Regions from separate parts of the Homo sapiens genome. Here region 1 is linked to region 2. The links are chromatin loops, found by intact Hi-C in ENCODE. Cell type or tissue: dorsolateral prefrontal cortex. All regions are shown on one strand. Links, peaks and the distances in the headings refer to the core of each region. The heading gives the core; the rest is flanking DNA. Region 1 overlaps CRACR2A (calcium release activated channel regulator 2A). Region 2 overlaps PRMT8 (protein arginine methyltransferase 8).

Evidence for each region. Peaks named below come from ENCODE experiments on the same cell type or tissue, not always from the same donor. Only the 100,000 strongest peaks of a DNase experiment are listed, where the experiment ranks them.
Region 1: it touches region 2 in a loop (3-fold over the local background); 3 of 110 quality-filtered maps call a loop at or near these places.

What each region holds. Positions count from the first base shown.
Region 1 is chr12:3,617,566-3,629,327 of GRCh38, forward strand. It overlaps CRACR2A (calcium release activated channel regulator 2A), which reads right to left. Exons shown (of 20, transcript NM_001144958.2): 16 at 10,060-10,141; 17 at 9,871-9,985; 18 at 1,706-1,807. Among named protein-coding and RNA genes, the nearest start is that of CRACR2A, 130 kb to the right of the region's middle. RefSeq lists an enhancer at 11,443-11,762. In dorsolateral prefrontal cortex, for the core only: no CTCF peak of the experiment used is centred there; a DNase peak (open chromatin) is centred at 5,596; H3K27ac peaks cover 3,769 bases.
Region 2 is chr12:3,491,528-3,503,289 of GRCh38, forward strand. It overlaps PRMT8 (protein arginine methyltransferase 8), which reads left to right. Exons shown (of 10, transcript NM_019854.5): 1 at 1-173. The coding sequence starts at 99. THCAT155 (thyroid cancer-associated transcript 155) reads right to left here and starts at 1,292. Exons shown (of 2, transcript NR_126055.1): 1 at 1,205-1,292. In dorsolateral prefrontal cortex, for the core only: a CTCF peak has its summit at 5,636 (motif pointing right); no DNase peak of the experiment used is centred there; H3K4me3 peaks cover 301 bases.

The DNA.
Region 1 (11,762 bases), core at 3,507-7,506, 130 kb after region 2:
TTCGCACCAGTTAATTAATACTCTAGCTGCCCTGGCTGTCAGCACTGGTGCACCAGACTGGCCGTCAGCTCATTAGGATGAGGTTGTGCTGCCTGCATGGTGCGGGAGCCCTTGGTTAAGGCTCATCATATTCCATTGATCACTCCCATTAATAGATTACTGGTGTCATTATGACAATGCTGATGGCACAGGGCCCTGGCTTTTAGATGGCCTGTTCTTGGAGGCTGATGCCCTGAGGGGATGCAGGCCAGTTGAGTGAGGACAGTTCTGTGGCTGTAGCTCAGGAGGCTCTGCCATGCTCCCAGTGCAGCTTTCCCCATCTACACCCACAGGCCAGCTCGACCCTCTGCCCTTTTCACCCAGCCCCATGGGCTCTATTTCTCCTTGTCTGCATTTCTCTCAGATCTGCAATCTCTTGGGTCAGTCTGTCAAAGAGTAGAAGTTCCATGGGGTGGGAATAGTGGGGAGGGGAGAGAAGGACATAGGACTTAGAACTGGAAGACATGATTTGCCTTCCTGCTTTGAGTTCTGACCCCACCTCGGGTGAGCTGTGATAATACGAATGTATCACTTAACTCCCGAGTCTTAGTTTTTTTTTCACTAACAAAAAAAAAAAAGAAAAGAAAAGAGAATGGATAGAATCTTTGGGTCCAGGTATATTTTGAAATCCAGAATTTTCTGAATCTTAGAAAGGTAATACATGTATATACCATATATTATATAATACCCTCAGTGGATTTCAGACAGCACTCTATAATCAAATATATTACTATTTCTTCAGTGAAACCTTTGACTATTCACTCAAAGTGAGGTTACAACCATGAATAGCCTCGTGTCATTTCTGGTCAGATTTTTCTGCCAGATAAAATACAAAACAACCCTTTCTGTTTTCAGAGCTTTTTGGATTTCGGAATTGTGGACATGTAACTGTCTAGTGACCCTCCATGTAGATACCTGCCAGGCCCTTCCTCCTCCTTTTTCCTTGAGTCTTACCATCTGTGCTCGTTCTCCCAGGCTCTGAACTCATGAAACGCTGTTTAGGATGAGCATGCAAAGAATTACAGAATCATGGGGCTGGTAAGCACCCCAACCTCCCAGACACACAGTTCCATGAAAACAAACTCTGAGGCAGTAAAAGAAGCCAAGGAACCACATTTTGTTGCCTGATTTCCATTAAGCCCCATTGATTCCATTTTTGAGCAAGGGGCTCCATGCTTTTTAATGGTAGGTTTTCCAGTGTGTCTCCTGAGTTTATCTTGAGTTCATGACTTTGAGGCTCAATCCTGACAAAAAGGATGAACTCTCTAACACAGTGGTCTGCAGAAGAATACACTGCTTTGCAGAGAGTGAGTTTTTCATCCCTGGGGGTGATCAAGTGGAAATGCAGATTGGAGGGGGATTGAAATAAGTAAACTATTGCTATCTTAGAATGTATACTTCTGAGTTACAAGGAAGGGACTTTAGGATAATTCCCCATGCCCTAGTGGTCCCTAACCAACTCCATCTTGCAACCTGTGGCTTTCTATGCAAAGTTCTACATGCACAGGAGCTGAGCCATTCCCAGGATACCAAGACACCCATGTTTTCCAGTTGCTTCCTTCCCATGGCACTTCCAGAGAAAGTCCCCACCAAGGCTCTTGGGCACTTGCCCAACTTCCCTCGGGGTCACACTCTGTCCAGAGAGATGGAAATGCTTGCTCTTTACCGTGGCAAGCTGCTCTCCGAGGCCCCGGGGGACTTCCCGCTCCTTCTCGTTGTCAAGCTTATTACCCAGCAGAAGAACAGGCACCCGGTCTCCCACAGCTTCCTGCAGAACAGAAAATGTTTTCAACTGAGAGGGGTGTCATAGGATTGCCCAGAGGGCAGGCTAACAATGCCGGCTGGACAGATGGGACCTCGCTTGAGAATCCCCTGCTGCCATAAAAGGTGAGGCCGTAACAGAGTCATCCTGAAAGCAGAAAACAGCCGCCTTCTCCAAGAGCCTCAGTTTATCATGCTTTTGCAAGGTGCCTGAGGCCTGCCTGTGGTGTCTCCTAGTCCCTGTGTGTGCAATGACCGCTCCCCCTTCACGATGCTCCTTGGATCTTAGATGGAACAGCAGGCCCCCCAAGGTGTGCTGGATGAGGGGACAGTTGATGCCAACAGGCTGCATGCCTCCTTCCAGAGCTTACAGCACCCTGAGGGCGTGCCTAATTGGCCAGGCTTAGTCCGATGGACCAAGGCCATGAATGCCCCATGGTTTGGAGTTGTTCTGGAGGCTGCTTTGATTAGAAACTGCATCACTAGAGGCCTCCTGATTGCACATAAGCTTCTGAGGGTTGGATCCAAATCTGCCTCATGGTCTTGCGCCCACAAGGCTCCATAAATGACTGCCATGTGCCTTGCTGGAGGCTGGCACCACAGACCCCTGTCACTGGGCGCTTTGGCTCTGAAGAAAGCCCTGTGTAAGAAGGAACACTGTGGCCATAGCAGCTGCACTGCTTGGGCCAGAAGTCACAGGTTTATTCAAGGTATCACATTGTTTACTTCCCCAATGGCTGTGGCTTACCAGCCAGGGGCCTGCTTCCCGGGTCTCCACCTCCTCCCTGGTGAAAGGGGCACCGTGTGTGTCTCTCCTGAGGGCGCCCAAAGGGCCCGGGACCACCGACTGCCATTCAGTGAGTAAATGTGGTAATGTGCACATTGAAGAAGGTTGTTATTTTTACTTAAATATTTAATTAGGGGCTTTTAATCATAATTTAGTAACAAATAGTTATTCATTGTAGCTAAATGTTTTACTAAATAGAGGGACCTGTGGGATAACAGAAGCTAATAAGCAGTTACAGTTTTGCCAATACTTTAGCTGTTTTACTTGAGCATTTCAAATAAATGTCCAAAGTCCATCTTACAGATATACCAATTTTAAATTTAAATGCTATTATGTTTGAAATTAAGCCTCAATGTTTCCTTAATCTGTGCATTCGTTTTTACTGCCATTTAATAGGGGAAAAAAATTCTTATTTAACAAATGAGAAAGTTAAGGCTCAGAGAATCAAAAAGAACATTCAACACCATAAGCACTGAATTATGAGAACTCTTTAGTATATGGGTCCTCACTTCTCCAACCTTTTCCTCTAGATTCTTATTTCCAATCAAGTCTCTGCTACTTAGTATCTTATTAACTGGAACCCTCTAAAAATGGTATCTATTGGTCAGATGGTAACTTGTGTTTGCAATGATGACTCAAAGGCGCTACAAGATCTTACAGTGTCTTCTGACCCATCAAAAATAGATTAAATTCTGGACACTGCAGTTGATGTCCTAAGTGGATTGTACATATTCCAACTACTTGAAAGTGAGAAAGCCACTGATGGCATATATGGAACCCTGTGGCCCCCTATTAGCTAGAGCGTTCACTAATGGGAACACCCCCTCCTCTGACCGTGCTGTGCCACGGGATACTTGTGCGAAGAGCTTTTCACGGAAAGGGAAGAAAGGAGGAGGAAGCAGGGAAATGGGCCAAGCGGCTTGCTGTTTAGAGCACATGGGAGAGAGATATTTGTAGATTTATGTGTGAGGAATGATTAAGGCTTGTGGGATTTCTTGACATGGAAACTCTGAAAATATGAGCATCAGACTTGAAATCCCAGGGCAGAATTCTACCCCAGGTTTTGGTATTATTTGGAATGGGCACTGGCTTCTGTTTCCTCGCTTGCAGAGGGGATGATGGATACTGAATGACCCAATAGGATGGGGTAGGGAATGGGTCATAAGCCCAACATCTGGGTCCTATGCACCATAAACAGCAATGGTGCCTCTTGCGTCCTGGGAAAAGAAAGGGCAGGTTTCTTCTTTTTTTTTTTTTTTGGGAGGCCGAGGTGGGTGGATCATGAGGTCAGGAGTTCAAGACCAGCCTGGCCAAGATGGTGAAACCCTGTCTCTACTAAAAATACAAAATTTAGCCAGGTGTGGTGGTGGGCACCTGTAGTCCCAGCTACTTGGGAGGCTGAGGCAGAGAATTGCTTCAACCTGGGAGGCGGAGCTTGCAGTGAGCCAAGATTGTGCCACTGCACTCCAGCCTCAGTGACAGAGAGAGACTCTGTCAAAAAAAAAAAAAAAAAAAAAAAAAAAAAAAAACCAAAGCAATTCCTGGATATAAAAATAAAGGAGCTTAGAAGGAGCAGAAAAAAAAAATTTAAAAGCAAAGCACTCAGCAGGAGCTGCGGTTTCTGTTCTTTGTATTGTTCCTCTCTTACACAGCCACTCTGGACAACTGGCTTCCCTGCAGGGACCCTGGCCTGCCACCGATAAAGGAGAAACAGACTCATCTCCAAATATTTGGCAAAAATAAATGAGAATACCCATAAGACCAGGGAGTGTGCTAACTATCACAGTCAGTCACCATCACCCTGGCCCAAGGTCATCAGTCTCTGGCACAGGGGCAGGGAGAGGAGCTGGTATTGGGGTAGGTGTCTCATGGTCCTCTCTGACTTTGACCCCAAAAGTCTGGAACTATCTGTCTAAACTTTACACCTTTCTCATACCTAACTAGGTTTTCAGCCTGCATACCACTCAGCACAAGATGTTCAAAATTACCTCCTAGATGAAGCAACACCTCCTTCAAGCCCCTAGGGCTTTGGTGAACAGGTCTCAGGTCTACTCAAACTCTGTTGTCTTGAGACTGTGAGAGATGTTGGTAAAAATCCCATCAGCATGACAGGTTGGAGTGAAGTCATCTTAGCTCCTTCATCAGGCACACAATCTCTCTTTAGGAGATGTGGGTTCTGCCCTAGCTCTGTCACCATCTCTCCATGTGACTCATCTGAGTCTCTCCTCTTTTCTGTGTCTCTCTGTTCCAAAGCCAGGTTCTGTTCTATGACCCTCTAACAGAGAGCCTTCCCTCCACCTTCAGTTATTTCAGCTGCCTTTCTGTGAACTTGAGCTTGTTGGAAGACAGACTTGTTGAAATTCAAAAGATCACCCATCTCTGACTTTAAATAACAAGAGCTGTCAACTTGGAGCAGTGGATTGGCATTCAGCTCAGAATGTGCAGCTGCTGGGTTTGGTTGGTTGTTGCCTATGTGCATGTGTGTGTGTGTGTGTGCGTGCGTTTTAATATCTATTTGCTAGGAGGCATGAAAAAGCACTTAGCTGGGATAGTGCTGCTATTTCTCTGGAGCTAGAGCAAAAATTTTTTCAGCACATTAAAGCATGCAGTTATGCTAAGAAAAAAAATGCCTGCAAAATTATATCTTGGGGGTTTCCATATTTATCCATCCCCTGGACTATGAGTCAAAACAAGATTTATTTGTGTGGTTCATTTTAAACTGCCAGCACTTCAAGCTCAACTTGGAACGTGGAGAAAAAAAAATCAAACTGCTATTTTTTGCACCATGCTGTACATTGTCACCAATGACAAAGATCGCAGAATGAGGTTTAGCTAGCAGCCCAGGAAGGGAGAGGGAAGTGGGCCAGGACCCCTTGAGCTGAAGAACTGTTCTGCTTTGAGAGAGAAGCAAGAAGGACTGAAAAGTAAATGAACACCTGCTTTTCAGGAGCAGATTTCAGCCATGGACCACAGGACAAGAGAGAAGCAGTGCAGTGTGGCAAAGCCCTCGCTTCTAGATCGGGTGGTGCTGCTGACAAGTGTGGGCGCCTTTGGGAAAGTCACTTCCTCTTTTTGGATCATAGTTTTTCTTACTTATAAAACAAGAGGTTGCATTAGATTAATCTCCACGTTTTTTTCCAGCTCGGAAACACTGGTCTATTCGGCTTAACTCCGCCAATTCTATTTCACTTCCTCGACTCACATGCCCAGGAATCTAGTGCCATCAGAACGACAAGAGGCTCTAAACAAGAAGCTCAGCATCCCAGGACTGCAGACACTGGGGGCCAGCAATCCGGCTCTGGGGGAAATACCAGCCCATACAGGCTTGTACAGGCTGGCGTTCTAATTTCTATTTTCTCTACCCGACACAGGCCCCAGAGTCTTCTGATGTCCAGTTTGTCCCATGGCCACACGTGGGGCCTTAGAGCCTGACTAGTTTCTTTTCCAGATTGGAATGGTTAAACCAATTCTACCCAATTGAGATAAGAAATTGGGGGTGGGTTGGAAATGCCGAGTTGGCCGAAAGACTGCCTGCGGTGACTTCCTATAAGGCACTCAGGAGAATCGGCACAGAGGGCATCTGCTGGGCCTCTTCTGCAGAAGGCCTGCAGGCAAGGTAAAGTTGCCTAGACTGGGTGAAATAGCAGAACAAGGGCAAGGCCACAGTCTTCCCATCTCATCAAGCAGTGCTGGTGCTCTCTTGCACCAAAGGATTTTGGTTCCCTCTGGGCTGGAAGGACCCTCCAGAATCTCCTCATCCACACACATTCCTGCTCCGTCTTGGCCTCCCAGAGAGATAGTCAAATGCCATCATACACTGTAGAAATTTAGGGGCCAGGAGGGAGCATTTGGTCTGCTGCCTTGTTGAATGATTGGCCAAAGTTTCATGGCCAGGAAGTGATCAAGATGGGATAGTAAGAACTTCCTTTCAGGGAACTCCACTACCTCCCCCGAGCATCTGTTCCCACCCCACACAACCTCTTCCAAGAGTCTTTCCCATGCAGGCATGTACAGCAACTGAAGCCCTTTTTTCTTGTATGCTTTTCAGGTTGAGGGAGGAAGGGGGACTGTGAACAGCTGGCCACCATTCACTTACTAATAAGGCTTCAGAACCTTGAAGACTGTTATTAAAGCTCCCCCTCCACCCTCCCTTCTCCAGGCGAGGGAGTTGGTAAAGTGCTCAGAGCTCTTTGGAAAAATAAGGTGCTCCACAAATATAAGGTACTTATTATTTTCAGTTCCCCTCAGATCAAATTAGGTGTCAAGTTTTAATCTATCACCTGACACCTCTGATTGCTGGTTGCCAAGGCAGAATGACTTAGCTTTTCAAGAATCTAGAGAATAATTGCATTTATGATGCCACCGTTCCACACCTTCAACACACACTCTGCCATTTGACACAGCCTCCTGCACTTGTTTCTGAAACTCTGTGCTGCTGAACTGAACGCATTGCCTGGTCTATCATACTGAGTCCCAGAGCTCCTAGTGTGTGCTGGACATGCCGCAGATGTGTAGTAAAACCTTGGTGAGGGGTCACAGGCATCTTCGGAAATGACTTAGAGCTCTTCTACTCACAGGGTCATCCCTGGACCACCAGCATCAGCCTCACATGAGAACTTGCTAGAAACACAGAATCTCAGACCCCAGTCCCGACCTGCTGAAGCAGAGACTGCATTTTAAGAAGTTCCCCAGGAGAGTCCTATATATGTTAGGGTTCAAGGAGCGCTTGTTTAGCCGGGAACAGTGGTGGCTGAGAATCAAAATTCCCTGGGGAGCTGTTCGTTTTATTTTTTATTTGCAGGCTCTGAACCACTCTGGGAGAGAAGGCCCTGGCCCCTGGCCTCTGTTCCCTTTAAAAGCTCCACGTGTGATCCTGATGTTCACCCAGGTTTAGAATAATCAATTAGAGCTTAAATGTACCTTTGGCTAATATCTTAAAAAAAAGGAAAAACTCAAACTAGAAATCATATAGAAAAGCCCTGTTTACACATAAGCAATTCTGATTTAACTATGTATAGATTTGCCATCTCAGCCAGGCTTCCCGAGCCCACAGACACACCAAGGCTTCCGTGGGCCTCTTAGCAGCCACACGCCGCTGATGATTTCAGCCCCGTCCCACAAAGCAACGTCTCTGGAGGATGACTAAACTGATGCTTCAAGCTGTGATGATGGTCTTCTGAGATGTCTTCACCTCCACCACCAAACTGTTCCACCTCTTCTTCTAGATCCCAGGCTCTGTGCAAAACAGGAGCCTTAGAAACGACACCCCCTAATGACAGCAGAGAGCGTAGTTCCCCAAATTTGTCACCATCCATTCCCATTAATCCCAGACCACCTGGAGGCTTAGCCCTAGCACACACCAAAATTTAGATACTGGGGGACAACTAAATGTCTGTGAAAAGGACAGGTGACCCTGGAGAAGTTAGGCCTTCCCTTTCTTCACTTTTGAATGAGATGGCCATACTAGATGGGAGATTTTCAAAGGGAAACTCTTTTGTCTAACAAAATTGTAGCTGACCTCCAATATGCTGAAAAAGGCAAGGCAGCTCTGACGGAGATGGGGGATGAGGGACCTGGATCCGTGACCACTAAACCTTCCCTTGCCGCTCCCCAATCTCTGGGGAATGTCAGTCTGATTCCAGGGCTCCAAGGAAGAGAGTCTGGAAACCCCTGGATTAGGTAATCCCTAACATCCCTCCTGGTGCTTAACTTCTGCAAAGAAGATAAATCTGCTTGGTGCTGCCAACAACAACAACAAAAGTAAAAAAAAGAACAGAAGAGAAAGATCGTGTCGTAAACTCCAAAGTTTAGAAAGGAATTACTGCTGGATTCACCCATACCATTTGCTTCCATTATTAGTTTGGTGTACAGGCAATCTACTACCTACATTTCAAAACTTGCATTTTCTCATTTGTAAGTGCGTCAGGCACAGTAATTTTGAGAAATAACAGGTAGTAGGCAAATTCTTGAGAAACCCTTGAATCTGGCTTCCATTTTGTTCCTTATTTTTCTTGGTAATCAGAAGGATGCAGATTAACAAAAGACAGACGGGTGACCCAGACATGCAAAACTACAGAGAAACAGATTTGGGTGAAAGGGATCATGGATCTTAGGGCCAAAAGGGTCAAAGAAATGGACAACTCCAAGAGTCTGCCTTCATAGCAATGTGGTATCCATTCATTCATCCAGGAGTTGTTGGTCTCATGCAAAGCATCCAGGTTATAGCAACGAAGATGCAGCTTCTGTTCTTAGGCAGCACGGAGTCCAGTGGGAGACACAGGCCAGTAAATAAGCAATTTGTTGCAGCATGATAAATATGTGATGGGATATGCAAGGTTTTATGGGCTTGGAGCAGAGAGCTGAACATAAGCTTCATGAGGGCAGGAGCTTTGTCTCTTTTATTCACTGCTAGGATTCCCAGGCTCTAGAATAGTGCCTGCCGGTGTTTTGAACAAATACGTGAACAAACCATGAATCCTGCTGGTGGAAGGGGCGGGACATCCTGCTTGGCTGTTCTGTGAAGGAATCAGCCGAGGCCTGGCAAAAAGCAATTTGTAGCTTGTCCACACTGGCAGTGGCCTTGAGAAGCCTGCACTGGGGTGGTGGAAACACTAATGAAAAAAGCATGTACAAAACGACATACTGCAAGTAGGAATCATAAACATAGAGTCTCCCAGATAATTCAGAATGCAAAGATAACACAGTTGCTCTTGGGCCCTGCCAAGACTCTTGATTTTGAGGTGAGCCTGGAGCCCTCACATTCTGGATCAACCTCCCCTTGTGTGAAGAGCTGTGACAGAGGCCCCCAAACATTGCATGGTGTGGCTCCCGGGCAGGGCATAGCTGGGCCTACTGGAGCTGGAAAGACTCAGGGGATGGGGAGAGACGCTGGTGAGAATGAGGGAAGAATCTGGTTGTGACTCAAACACTGATTTCTCCAGGACCCTTCCTTGACACTCCACTGTGTCCCCTCCCCCAATCCAGTCCCACTCAATCATGGCCCAGCAATGACACAGCTACTGGCATAATCTGGATTTTCAGTGTCCCTCTCTCCATGAGGGCAGGGACTGTGTCTGTCTTGTTCACTTCTGGGTCCCCAGGAACTGGCCTGGTACTGGGAACCCAGACGAACAGAGGAACACATGCCTGCATCAGTTTGTTCCTGGAAAAGGCAAGTTCCGAATCAGATTTTGAAAATGCAGAGGCCCACGTGGGAGATGGACAGAGAAGAAAAAAGAAGCCACAGTCAAGCCTAAATGCTCCTAGGAAGGTCGCCAGCTCACCTCCACGCTGCTCAGCCACCGCCGGACCGACAGGAACGACTGCTTGTCTGTGAGATCGTACATGACGATGACACCATCTGCCTTTCTGAAGAACTGCTGGGTGATGCACCGGTACCTGCCACAGAAGGGCCACGGGTCAGGCATGCACGGCCTTCCCTCTGGAGCCCAGAACTTCGGGCAGCTCCTCACCTCTCCTGCCCAGCCGTGTCCCACAGCTGCAGGGCCACCTGAGAGTTGTCCACATTCAACGTCTTCACACGGTAATCAATGCCTGCAGGGTGAAATGGGCCTGTCAGGGCTGCCCTGGGCCAGGGGCACCTCACTTCCAAATCAGGAAACAATGCTTCCAACATCTGAAATCACATCAGGCCCAAGGTGACAACCCTCCATGTGCAGCTCGTGGGAGGCAAAATGGAGAAAAGAACAGAGCACTGGATGGGGAGGCATGGGACCTCAGCTCTGGTCCTGTCTCTGCCACTTATTAGCTGTGGAACATTGATCAAATCACTTAACCACTCTGAACTGTGGGCTCTTCACTGTAATACAAGCCATACACTCTTTCTTTCCCTCCCTCCCTCCCTCCCTCTCTCCTTCCCTCCCTCTCTCCTTCCCTCTCTCTCTCTTTCCCTCCCTCTCTCCCTCTCTCCTTCCCTCCCTCTCTCCTTCCCTCTCTCTTTCCCTCCCTCCCTCCCTTCCTTCACCCTTCCTCCCTCCCTCTCCCCCAACTCTCTCTTTCTTTCTCTCTTTCTTTCTCTCTCTCTCTTTCTCTCTTCCTCTCTTCCTTCCTTTCTCTCTTTCTTTCTTTCTTTCCTTCTTTCCTAAAATTCTTTCAGAGGCCCCCTAGTAAAATTCAAATGTCCTAGGGGTATGGCCTCCATCAACCAATCCAAAGGTATGTGGAGGAGGAGGAAGAAGAAGGAGAGGAGGAGGAATAGGAGGAGGAGGGTAGGAACTGGCAGGTAGAGGAAAGGACAGAACAGAAGGGGTAAGAGAAAAAATCACAGGCAACTTTCACCCTTGAGATGGATTAGAGCTCCTAATCCTACCACTGGGCTGTTCACAACCATCTCTCCAGGGGTGTGACCCTACCTGGGGTCCTCAACCCCAGAGAGAGGGGGCAAGGTCAGTGAAGTGCATTCTGCATCCCACAGCAGCCCTCATAGGTCAGGACCTCAACACAGGTGTTTTGATACAGGTATTCCCCACTCCTGCATCCTGTAAGAATGTTTGCAAAGGCATAAAGAGGTTCGAAAGTACATCCCCCCACCACCACCATAAGTTCCAGATCTTAGAACTTTAGGGCATCTCCCGCAACCTTCAGAAAGGCCTCTGGAGGGCTCAGGAAGACAAACAGCAACAGCAGCTTGGACAGATAGAGACAGAAGAGACCAAACAGATAACAAAGAGGCAGTAAATGGAAACGGTCATCCCAGCCACTGCCGCTGGGCAAAGGCTAGTGCATTAAGACCCACGAGTGAGGAGACGTGGGAGGACCATCCACTTCCAGAGTGTCAGGGGCAGCAGGGAGTCTAGAGGCCCTCTGCTTCACAGATGAGGGCCAGAGAGGAGTGCAATCGTCTGCGCTGAGAAAGTGATTTCTCCCATTAATAGAATGCTTTCTATTTCCAGCATTTCTATGTGCTCCCTCTTCACCTTCACAGAGTCCCACTGTGACATCCATGTGAGTTATCTGCACACACATGCACACATATGCATATGTACTCATACATACACATTCACACACACACCGAGAGATGAAGCAGGAGTCACGAGCCGTCGTGCCTTGCCCGAGCTGGTCGGAAGCAAGGTGAGCTGCAATCCCAGCTCTGAGGCTCACTGCTCCTCCTGTAGCCAGACTCAGGGCACAGGACACAGGCAGCTTTGTTTCACCT
Region 2 (11,762 bases), core at 3,667-7,666:
TTTTTTTTTCTCCCATCCTCTCGCTCTCTCTTTTAAAGCGACACCAGCTCTCTCTCCTCCTCTACTATCTCGGTATCACCAAACCCTTGCCGGCTCTTATGGGCATGAAACACTCCTCCCGCTGCCTGCTCCTGAGGAGGAAAATGGCGGAGAACGCGGCCGAGAGCACCGAGGTAAGGAGGCGAGCGAGCAGGGGCTCTCGGAGACCCCGCCGCCCACCCGGACCACCGCGCCGCCGCCGCCGCTCAGCGCCGAGTGCCAAACTTTCCCCAGTTTCATCCCGCTCGCTTCTGCCGGCCTCCTCCTGTGTGTGTGTGTGTGTGTGTGTGTGTGTGTGTGTGTGTGTGTGTGTGTGTGTGTGTTGGTGGGGGGTGGGGGGGAAGTTCATGTCTCAGGTCCCCTCCCTCTTGAAAATGCAAAACAGTCACTCTCACCCCATCACCCTCTCCTGCCACCCGCTGCTCCCTTCTCCCGCCCCCAAGTCCCAAACCCCGGGCAGCCGCGCTCCCCTGCCCTCTCCTCTGGGCTCCGTGAGGGCTCCCGGGTCCCGGCTTTGTGCAGAGCTGGGGTGGGTAATCCTGGGGCCAGGTCTGCCCCCTGCAGTGCCTTGACCGTCTCCTGCCGCTGCCTCAGCTTTACCCTTCAAGCTCGAGTCGGTTCCCGAGCTCTCCGTCCCCGCAGCCGCGCGGAGAGCCCCCGGCCGCGGGGGCCGAGCCGGCAGGAGGACTCGGGCACCTCCTACAGACCCTCCGGCCCAGATCTGGGCCAGAGAGAAGTCTGCAATCCTCAGATATCAGAGCCGCCTCTGGGTAGCTAAACCCGGCAGGGCACACGGGCCGCGGCCACCTTCAGCACCAGGGACAGCGTCCGCCCCTGCAGCAGCCGAGCCTGCGCGGACTGTGGGGGCTGCGCGCCGCCGGCTGCAGTGAGAAATGGGTCTGCAGCCACCCGTCCCGCAAGGGCTTTTGAGGAGGTCGCTCTAGCTCCGCAAATTGTGTTCTCGGCCCCCGCCTTCGGCAGCCTTTTTCTCTACTCTCCAGCTGGCCCTGAGCCGCAGAGAGCCCTGCTGGGCTTTGCGTCCCGAGACTCGAGGCTGTGATCCCTCGCCTCCCTCTGACCCCGCTGTCATTACAACAACCGGACTATTCCGTAGGCTCTGGGCACCTGTAGTCACGAAGGGGATCAGCGTGGGCAGCCCCCTTACCTTCCTGGAGAAACGGTGCGCCGAGATGGGGGCGGAGTGGGGCATGTGTGTGAAGATCATCCCTTACTCAGTGGCAGGAAAAAGACACAGAGAGCAAACTCCCAGGCTCTATTAATAGCTGGGTGTCTGGTGGGGCTGCCGCACATTTCACATATGGTTACCCATATGCAGCGGGGGGCGGGGATGGGGGTGTGGCGCGGGGATTGTCCCTCTGTCTTGCCGGAATGCAAAAAGGTAGAGAGACCCTTCCTGGTCTTCTTCCCTCGAGTTCTTAACTCTGCGCTAAAACCCCTACCCCACGGCGTAGGCAGCAAAGCTTTATAAATCCCCCTTCTCTGAGAGACTAGAAGCAGCATGCATCTGACAATTGTCAATTTCAAAACAAACACGCTCCGGGACTTGAACGCAGCGGGGCATTCAGTAGCGAATGCTGTCTCCTTGAGTTAGGGCAAAGCCTGCGTGCCCGCCGTCCCCTCACCACTTCCTCTTCCCCAGCCCCCACCTGAGAGCAGACATTCGGAATGATGTGTAGTGCGAGGCGGCTAGCCTCCCAGCAGAAAGCCATCCTTACCATTCCCCTCACCCTCCGCCCTCTGATCGCCCACCCGCCGAAAGGGTTTCTAAAAATAGCCCAGGGCTTCAAGGCCGCGCTTCTGTGAAGTGTGGAGCGAGCGGGCACGTAGCGGTCTCTGCCAGGTGGCTGGAGCCCTGGAAGCGAGAAGGCGCTTCCTCCCTGCATTTCCACCTCACCCCACCCCCGGCTCATTTTTCTAAGAAAAAGTTTTTGCGGTTCCCTTTGCCTCCTACCCCCGCTGCCGCGCGGGGTCTGGGTGCAGACCCCTGCCAGGTTCCGCAGTGTGCAGCGGCGGCTGCTGCGCTCTCCCAGCCTCGGCGAGGGTTAAAGGCGTCCGGAGCAGGCAGAGCGCCGCGCGCCAGTCTATTTTTACTTGCTTCCCCCGCCGCTCCGCGCTCCCCCTTCTCAGCAGTTGCACATGCCAGCTCTGCTGAAGGCATCAATGAAAACAGCAGTAGGGGCGGCCGGGCTCCTGCGAACAACAACAAAACAAACAAACAAAAAACCACGTCGCGTGCGGGGCACCAAGGCGGTGCGGGGAGGGACAGACCCAGCTGGGGCTCCTTGGAGGGGTGTGAGCCAGGTTGGCGGATCGGTTCTTAGCAACTTCCCTGGAGAAGGGGTAGAACCCAGACTTGGTCAAACGTGCCTAGCGGAGGCATCCAGGCAGCGTGACAATCACTTGGTTTCCCTCCAGGAACTGGCTGTTTTTGGAATAAGCCAGGACTAGAGCAGCACTTCCAAAAGTGGGGTGTTGTGGACTTGCCTGCATTTATGGTAGATGAGAGCGGCAGGAGCACGCCTCCACGTGTGTCAGTGGGTGGTGGGGAGCGTGGTAGTGGTCCTAGTTCTGAATTCCACACCTCTTTGTCAAGCACCGGCTCTGTACCAGGAAAGCTAGGTACCCAAGTTCCAAACATGAGGACCACCTGGTCCCTCCTCTGGAGGGGCTCACAGTCTCATGGACAACTATGATGGATAATCCTGTAGCCACCTTTTCCTGCTTTTTGTTGTTTATCTCATTCCATCCTCACAACAATCCTGTGAGATAAGCAAAGATTAGTATTCATTTCTTATACCCATTTTATAGTTGAGGACACCGAGGCTGAGGTCAAGCAATTGCTGAAAGTCTTCTGGTGGGTTAAGTCAGCCCTGAAACACAGACTGCCCCCACTTCTGATTCATTGCTGTTTGCCCTGCCCTTGCTATTTCTAACAAGATGCCATGTGTGAATGGGAGTAGATGAGGAGTGGGCAGAGAGGAATACTTTGGAAGGGAGAGATGCAGTGATGGAGGTGGGCAAGGATGGGAGAAAGTGTTCGTTCAAAAGCTAAAGCTACGGAGAGATACTCTAACCATTGGGCAGGAAGGGAGCAAGTGAAGAATAAAACTACTTACATTTTGACCAAAGCCTCCCTCCACAAAGCGAAGTACCCAGCTAGGGTACGAGAGCATCAACATCACGTGCTTGCTGGACACTGTTGGCAATGGGTGGCCCTGGGGGCACTCTTCAACCGCTCTGACCTCAGTTCCCTTCTCTGTTAACTTGAGCTGATTCTCCTCATGGAATAGGGCAGGTATGGGTATAAGGAAATGCCAGGACAGCCCCTGGCACATGGCAAACACGCAATAGTGTTAGTTCCATGTACGCTTTCTCCTGATCACTCAGCTATGCTTCTCTTCCTCGGCTAAGGGAATCACCATTCTGCCAGCCTCTTCTCCCTCTCCCCTGTTCCCTAGGTGTCATGAGAAACCTCCTCTGTGGCCTTCTGGAACATTTGCAAAGCCTCCAGTCCCACTCTCCTCTTCAGCCCATTGTCAGTGCCCAAGACACATCATCTCACCTCTGCCCTCACTAAGGCACTTTCCTCTGAACTGTTTGTCCTCTTCTCTAATCAAGCCTCATAATCCTACTGTACTGGATCAGCTTTCTGAAGCACAAATCTGCTCATGATCAGGCATCTCTTTAAAAACTTAGGATGCTGTCCTATTGCCTACAGGACGCTAGATAAAGCCCAGTTTCCTTAGCATGGTGTGCAAAGCCCATCAATACCTGCATCATGCAATTCTTGGAAAAGACCTCCGACTGCATATGTGAATGCTTCTGTGCATACTCTTCCCTCTGCCTGTGCCGGTCTTTCCTCCTTCTTCTCTCTGGAAAACAATCTTTTTCAACCTGCAAGACCCAGCTCAAACGTTACCTCCTCTGGGCAGGCTTCCCAGATCTGCCATTTATCCTCTCTCCCCAGGGAGGGGCATTACCCTTTCTTATGTGTTCCTAACGCCTGTCTCTCACTTTTCCTATTGCAAGATAATTGGCTTTTTGTGTGTCTATTTATATGTCTATTAGATAATGCACTTTTTTTTGAATTTGTGGGCCTGACACACAATAAGTAATAAATGTTAATAAATGTTGACTGAATTGATGTATGTGATTGTGAACAAACTCTTGAGCCTAATGGGCTTTAGTCACTCATGGCTTCCTGGAAATTGGGATTCCTATCTCCCACCCCACCTGTCTGCTGTACTTAGTTGCTGTGAACCTTTGAAACTCAAAATGGGTAAATATTCTGGGAATCAAGGTGCTGAAGCCAGTCAAATCATGGGTACATTTTGGTTATTCATGTACTTATTCAATATTCAGTAATTATCGACTCTTACTATGGAGTGCTCATCTGAATAGCAGATAAATGGATTAATCACAATGCCCAATTATGAACCATGGGGGATAATGGACCCTCCTGAGCTACTGCTTGCTTTACTGATACTTGGTGAAAGTCTGATGCATGATGCATTATTTATGGCGATGACTCCCTGATTAGGGTTTTATCACCTCAAAGGAGAGCCCCCAGGAGTTGGGAAACAGTTTTAGCAAAGAGTCACTTTGGAAACTGATATATATATATATATTTTTTTTTTTTTTTTTTTTTTTTTTGAATGTTCTGTTGACTTGCTGGCCCAGGGAGAGGGAATAATTACAGGTTGGAAAAAATCCTACAATGTGACAATGAGATTAGGGGTTGCAGTGAGTTATGGGGATAACTGAGCTGACTTCTTGCATGGTGTATCTTGGTGGTTTTGGCTAATAGATCTTTCTCCTCAGGAAGTTACTTTCAGCTGAAGAATGTGGTCCCATTATTACAGGGGTTAGGGAATTGAGGAAGAGGAGGAACCAGGCATAGTTCTCTGAGGATGGTCTTCATCTATGTCTGTTTCTGCAGAGTGTGTACACTAACTAGTAGGCTATGGAGACAGACTTCCTGGTTTTCAATCCAGTTCTGGACCTAGTAGATGTGTTGCTACATTGAGCAAGTTGCTTAATGTCTCTGGGCCTTTTAAGATTGTTGTGAAGATGAAAAGGGTTAATTTATGCAAAGGAATTAGAACATTGCCTTATACATGGTGAGTTCTCAATAAGCGTTTATGATTATTATCCTGCTAGCTTTTAGGAGTCTTGCCAAAAAAGTGCAAACTGAAAGTATTCTCCCACTTTCTCATTTCTGTAGCTGAAATGATCCATAAAACCATAGTCCATGTGACTTTTTCCTCCCTCCGCAAACACTGATTTCAGTCCTTAAGTGAGCTCAGGAGAATTAAGAAGATACCCAATTTTTTTTTTTTTTTTTTTGCCTGGCTAATTTGGCTTTTCAGAGTCCTAAATTGGCTTTTGGCTGTCAAAGACAGTGAAACACAACACTCCTGTCTCCAATTCAGGAGTGGGTTTCATTTCCTCCTCTTTGCTAACTGCAATGTGAAGTGATTATCACATACCAGTGTGGAACATGCAAAAATCTGTAAAAACAGTCCTTACACCTTGGAGTCTACTCTGCCAGCAGGGGGAAAATGGGCAGCCTGAAAATATGTGAACAGCCAAGGTAACTGAAAGCAGCCTCTGTGTGTGAGAAGCAAGCAGGTGGTGCTGTTGTGAACTGGCTTAGTAACAAGATAGAGTGAGCACAGGCAAGAAGGGACCTCTGAAAGGTCATTCTGTCCATGCCTCTGTCCCTGAGAACCACCTAACCGAAGATGCATTGTTGGCCACTTGGTCTCTTGTTAAAAAGCTTCAGAGAAGGGAATTTCCCCAAACTCCTCGAGTGTCTCAGTAGTCGGAAGTTCTCCCTGAAGTCTGAGCTCAACCTCTTCGATTGCAATCTGAGTCACCTTCGTTTATGTTATTCTAAAAAGAGATGAAAACTGGCTGCTACCTTTTCATTTGGGGTTGTCTCACCATTTTTACTAGTTTTTGTTCCAATTGATTCCAATCCCTTTTTCTGATATTCTGGTATTAGACTTCTAATAGGAATAGCTAGGAGAGGAGTGTTTGAGATTTGCCTCTCCAGTATTATCCAGCCAAAATAGCCACTGGATATTTCACACATCAAATGTCTTTTCTTACTTCACTTGTTATAAGAATTCCCTCAAGCATCACAGTTTTTCCCATATTTGTAATGAGTGGCCCATAAGTAAAGATCTCTTTTTAAAGTGTAATTTTATATTGAGCAAACAGCTTGATGTGCGTATTTTCATAAAGTCATAGAATGTTAAAGTTGGGTGGAAACTCAAATCACTTAAGTCAGGAGATAGGAACTACTTGTCCAATATCACAGAGCTCTTCCGTGTTGGGGTCAAGATCCTGTGGACTCCTGGGTCTGTGCTCTTTATACCTCCTTTAAACGTAGCATCTCATTTATTGTTTTTATTTTTTGTGCCAACTTTCTGGTATATCCTGATCTGTACTGTCTAAGACCAGTGTTTCTCTGCATAAGGTCTAGGAATTGTGCATAGTGAGAGCTCTGACCTTCTTGTAGAACTTAAAATGCTCGCTTATTACATTGCATTGTGTGCAATGCTGTGAATTACATATATCCCCATTGTATGGATTAATAAACTGAAGCACAGAGAGTTACTGTTATTTGCTCAAAATCCCACAGCTGGTAAGTGATGAGGCTAGAGCTCAAAGTCTGGTTTTCTAATCACCAAAATGCTTTTTCTAGTCCGCTAGGCTGCGAAGGCATGAGAAGAACCAGAGTACAAACTTAAAATGTGAAGAGAAAGGGTGGAGAAATTAACAGCAGGAATGTGGAATGGTGAATTTGGAAGAAGCCTAGGAAGAGACACCAGCCCAGCTTTCCTTTTTCCAGGACGTCTTTTCTTGCTTCCACCGCCATCTTGCCATCCTCACTTTCACAGTCTCCAGTACTGTGCCGTGTGAGTGACAGGGGCCTGACATAATTGTGGCAGGGACAGCCATCACCTCACTCTCCCTGCGCATCTAAACTATCCCTAGGCGTGGGTTCCTAGCTGGACCCAGTAGACAATGTACTTGTCTAACAAAGTATAGCTCTTCGGAAGCTTGACCCTAGGCCATCAATATTAGATCTGGACTCTCATCCAGCTACTTTATTGGGATAAAATGAATACTAAAGTCTCCAGGACAGGAACTTTGTTTCTTAAAATTTATCTTTGTAGTTTCATCACCTGTATTACCCTCCTAGGTCTGCTGTAATAAAGTACCACAAACTGGGTGGCTTTAAAACAACGAGATGTCTTCTTCCACAGTTCTGGAAGCCAGAAGTCTGAAATCCAGATGCCAGCAGGGTTGGTTCCTCTTGAAGTCTTCATGGAGAATCTGTTCCTTGCCTTTCTTCTGGTTTCCCGTGGTGGCCAACGATGCTCAGCCTTCCTTGGCTATAGACACATCATCTGGTCTCTGCCTTCATCTTCACAGGGCATTCTTTCCTGTGTGTGTCTATACGTCTTCTTATAAGGACAACAGTCTTGTTGGATTAGGGGCCACTCTAATCCAATATGACTTCATCTTAACTTGATAACATCTGCAAAGACCCTATTTTTATTTTTATTTATTTATTTATTTTTTTTTTCCTTTCTTTTTTTTTTTTTTTATTATACTCTAAGTTTTAGGGTACATGTGCACATTGTGCAGGTTAGTTACATATGTATACATGTGCCATGCTGGTGCACTGCACCCACTAATGTGTCATCTAGCATTAGGTATATCTCCCAATGCTATCCCTCCCCCCTCCCCCCGACCCCACCACAGTCCCCAGAGTGTGATATTCCCCTTCCTGTGTCCATGTGATCTCATTGTTCAATTCCCACCTATGAGTGAGAATATGCGGTGTTAGGTTTTTTGTTCTTGCGATAGTTTACTGAGAATGATGGTTTCCAATTTCATCCATGTCCCTACAAAGGATATGAACTCATCATTTTTTATGGCTGCATAGTATTCCATGGTGTATATGTGCCACATTTTCTTAATCCAGTCTATCATTGTTGGACATTTGGGTTGGTTCCAAGTCTTTGCTATTGTGAATAGTGCCGCAATAAACATACGTGTGCATGTGTCTTTATAGCAGCATGATTTATAGTCCTTTGGGTATATACCCAGTAATGGGATGGCTGGGTCAAATGGTATTTCTAGTTCTAGATCCCTGAGGAATCGCCACACTGACTTCCACAATGGTTGAACTAGTTTACAGTCCCACCAACAGTGTAAAAGTGTTCCTATTTCTCCACATCCTCTCCAGCACCTGTTGTTTCCTGACTTTTTAATGATTGCCATTCTAACTGGTGTGAGATGATATCTCATAGTGGTTTTGATTTGCATTTCTCTGATGGCCAGTGATGATGAGCATTTCTTCATGTGTTTTTTGGCTGCATAAATGTCTTCTTTTGAGAAGTGTCTGTTCATGTCCTTCGCCCACTTTTTGATGGGGTTGTTTGTTTTTTTCTTGTAAATTTGTTTGAGTTCATTGTAGATTCTGGATATTAGCCCTTTGTCAGATGAGTAGGTTGCGAAAATTTTCTCCCATGTTGTAGGTTGCCTGTTCACTCTGATGGTAGTTTCTTTTGCTGTGCAGAAGCTCTTTAGTTTAATTAGATCCCATTTGTCAATTTTGGCTTTTGTTGCCATTGCTTTTGGTGTTTTGGACATGAAGTCCTTGCCCACGCCTATGTCCTGAATGGTAATGCCTAGGTTTTCTTCTAGGGTTTTTATGGTTTTAGGTCTAACGTTTAAATCTTTAATCCATCTTGAATTGATTTTTGTATAAGGTGTAAGGAAGGGATCCAGTTTCAGCTTTCTACATATGGCTAGCCAGTTTTCCCAGCACCATTTATTAAATAGGGAATCCTTTCCCCATTGCTTGTTTTTCTCAGGTTTGTCAAAGATCAGATAGTTGTAGATATGCGGCATTATTTCTGAGGGCTCTGTTCTGTTCCATTGATCTATATCTCTGTTTTGGTACCAGTACCATGCTGTTTTGGTTACTGTAGCCTTGTAGTATAGTTTGAAGTCAGGTAGTGTGATGCCTCCAGCTTTGTTCTTTTGGCTTAGGATTGACTTGGCGATGCGGGCTCTTTTTTGGTTCCATATGAACTTTAAAGTAGTTTTTTCCAATTCTGTGAAGAAAGTCATTGGTAGCTTGATGGGGATGGCATTGAATCTGTAAATTACCTTGGGCAGTATGGCCATTTTCACGATATTGATTCTTCCTACCCATGAGCATGGAATGTTCTTCCATTTGTTTGTGTCCTCTTTTATTTCCTTGAGCAGTGGTTTGTAGTTCTCCTTGAAGAGGTCCTTCACATCCCTTGTAAGTTGGATTCCTAGGTATTTTATTCTCTTTGAAGCAATTGTGAATGGGAGTTCACCCATGATTTGGCTCTCTGTTTGTCTGTTGTTGGTGTATAAGAATGCTTGTGATTTTTGTACATTGATTTTGTATCCTGAGACTTTGCTGAAGTTGCTTATCAGCTTAAGGAGATTTTGGGCTGAGACGATGGGGTTTTCTAGATAAACAATCATGTCGTCTGCAAACAGGGACAATTTGACTTCCTCTTTTCCTAATTGAATACCCTTTATTTCCTTCTCCTGCCTGATTGCCCTGGCCAGAACTTCCAACACTATGTTGAATAGGAGCGGTGAGAGAGGGCATCCCTGTCTTGTGCCAGTTTTCAAAGGGAATGCTTCCAGTTTTTGCCCATTCAGTATGATATTGGCTGTGGGTTTGTCATAGATAGCTCTTATTATTTTGAAATACGTCCCATCAATACCTAATTTATTGAGAGTTTTTAGCATGAAGGGTTGTTGAATTTTGTCAAAGGCTTTTTCTGCATCTATTGAGATAATCATGTGGTTTTTGTCTTTGGCTCTGTTTATATGCTGGATTACATTTATTGATTTGCGTATATTGAACCAGCCTTGCATCCCAGGGATGAAGCCCACTTGATCATGGTGGATAAGCTTTTTGATGTGCTGCTGGATTCGGTTTGCCAGTATTTTATTGAGGATTTTTGCATCAATGTTCATCAAGGATATTGGTCTAAAATTCTCTTTTTTGGTTGTGTCTCTGCCCGGCTTTGGTGTCAGAATGATGCTGGCCTCATAAAATGAGTTAGGGAGGATTCCCTCTTTTCCTATTGATTGGAATAGTTTCAGAAGGAATGGTACCAGTTCCTCCTTGTACCTCTGGTAGAATTCGGCTGTGAATCCATCTGGTCCTGGACTCTTTTTGGTTGGTAAACTATTGATTATTGCCACAATTTCAGAGCCTGTTATTGGTCTATTCAGAGATTCAACTTCTTCCTGGTTTAGTCTTGGGAGAGTGTATGTGTCGAGGAATGTATCCATTTCTTCTAGATTTTCTAGTTTATTTGCGTAGAGGTGTTTGTAGTATTCTCTGATGGTAGTTTGTATTTCTGTGGGATCGGTGGTGATATCCCCTTTATCATTTTTTATTGTGTCTATTTGATTCTTCTCTCTTTTTTTCTTTATTAGTCTTGCTAGTGGTCTATCAATTTTGTTGATCCTTTCAAAAAACCAGCTCCTGGATTCATTGATTTTTTGAAGGGTTTTTTGTGTCTCTATTTCCTTCAGTTCTGCTCTGATTTTAGTTATTTCTTGCCTTCTGCTAGCTTTTGAATGTGTTTGCTCTTGCTTTTCTAGTTCTTTTAATTGTGATGTTAGGCTGTCAATTTTGGATCTTTCCTGCTTTCTCTTGTAGGCATTTAGTGCTATAAATTTCCCTCTACACACTGCTTTGAATGCGTCCCAGAGATTCTGGTATGTGGTGTCTTTGTTCTCGTTGGTTTCAAAGAACATCTTTATTTCTGCCTTCATTTCGTTATGTACCCAGTAGTCATTCAGGAGCAGGTTGTTCAGTTTCCATGTAGTTGAGTGGCTTTGAGTGAGATTCTTAATCCTGATTTCTAGTTTGATTGCACTGTGGTCTGAGAGATAGTTTGTTATAATTTCTGTTCTTTTACATTTGCTGAGGAGAGCTTTACTTCCAACTATGTGGTCAATTTTGGAATAGGTGTGGTGTGGTGCTGAAAAAAATGTATATTCTGTTGATTTGGGGTGGAGAGTTCTGTAGATGTCTATTAGGTCTGCTTGGTGCAGAGCTGAGTTCAATTCCTGGGTATCCTTGTTGACTTTCTGTCTCGTTGATCTGTCTAATGTTGACAGTGGGGTGTTAAAGTCTCCCATTATTAATGTGTGGGAGTCTAAGTCTCTTTGTAGGTCACTGAGGACTTGCTTTATGAATCTGGGTGCTCCTGTATTGGGTGCATAAATATTTAGGATAGTTAGCTCCTCTTGTTGAATTGATCCCTTTACCATTATGTAATGGCCTTCTTTGTCTCTTTTGATCTTTGTTGGTTTAAAGTCTGTTTTATCAGAGACTAGGATTGCAACCCCTGCCTTTTTTTGTTTTCCATTTGCTTGGTAGATCTTCCTCCATCCTGTTATTTTGAGCCTATGTGTGTCTCTGCACGTGAGATGGGTTTCCTGAATACAGCACACTGATGGGTCTTGACTCTTTATCCAACTTGCCAGTCTGTGTCTTTTAATTGCAGAATTTAGTCCATTTATATTTAAAGTTAATATTGTTATGTGTGAATTTGATCCTGTCATTATGATGTTAGCTGGTGATTTTGCTCATTAGTTGATGCAGTTTCTTC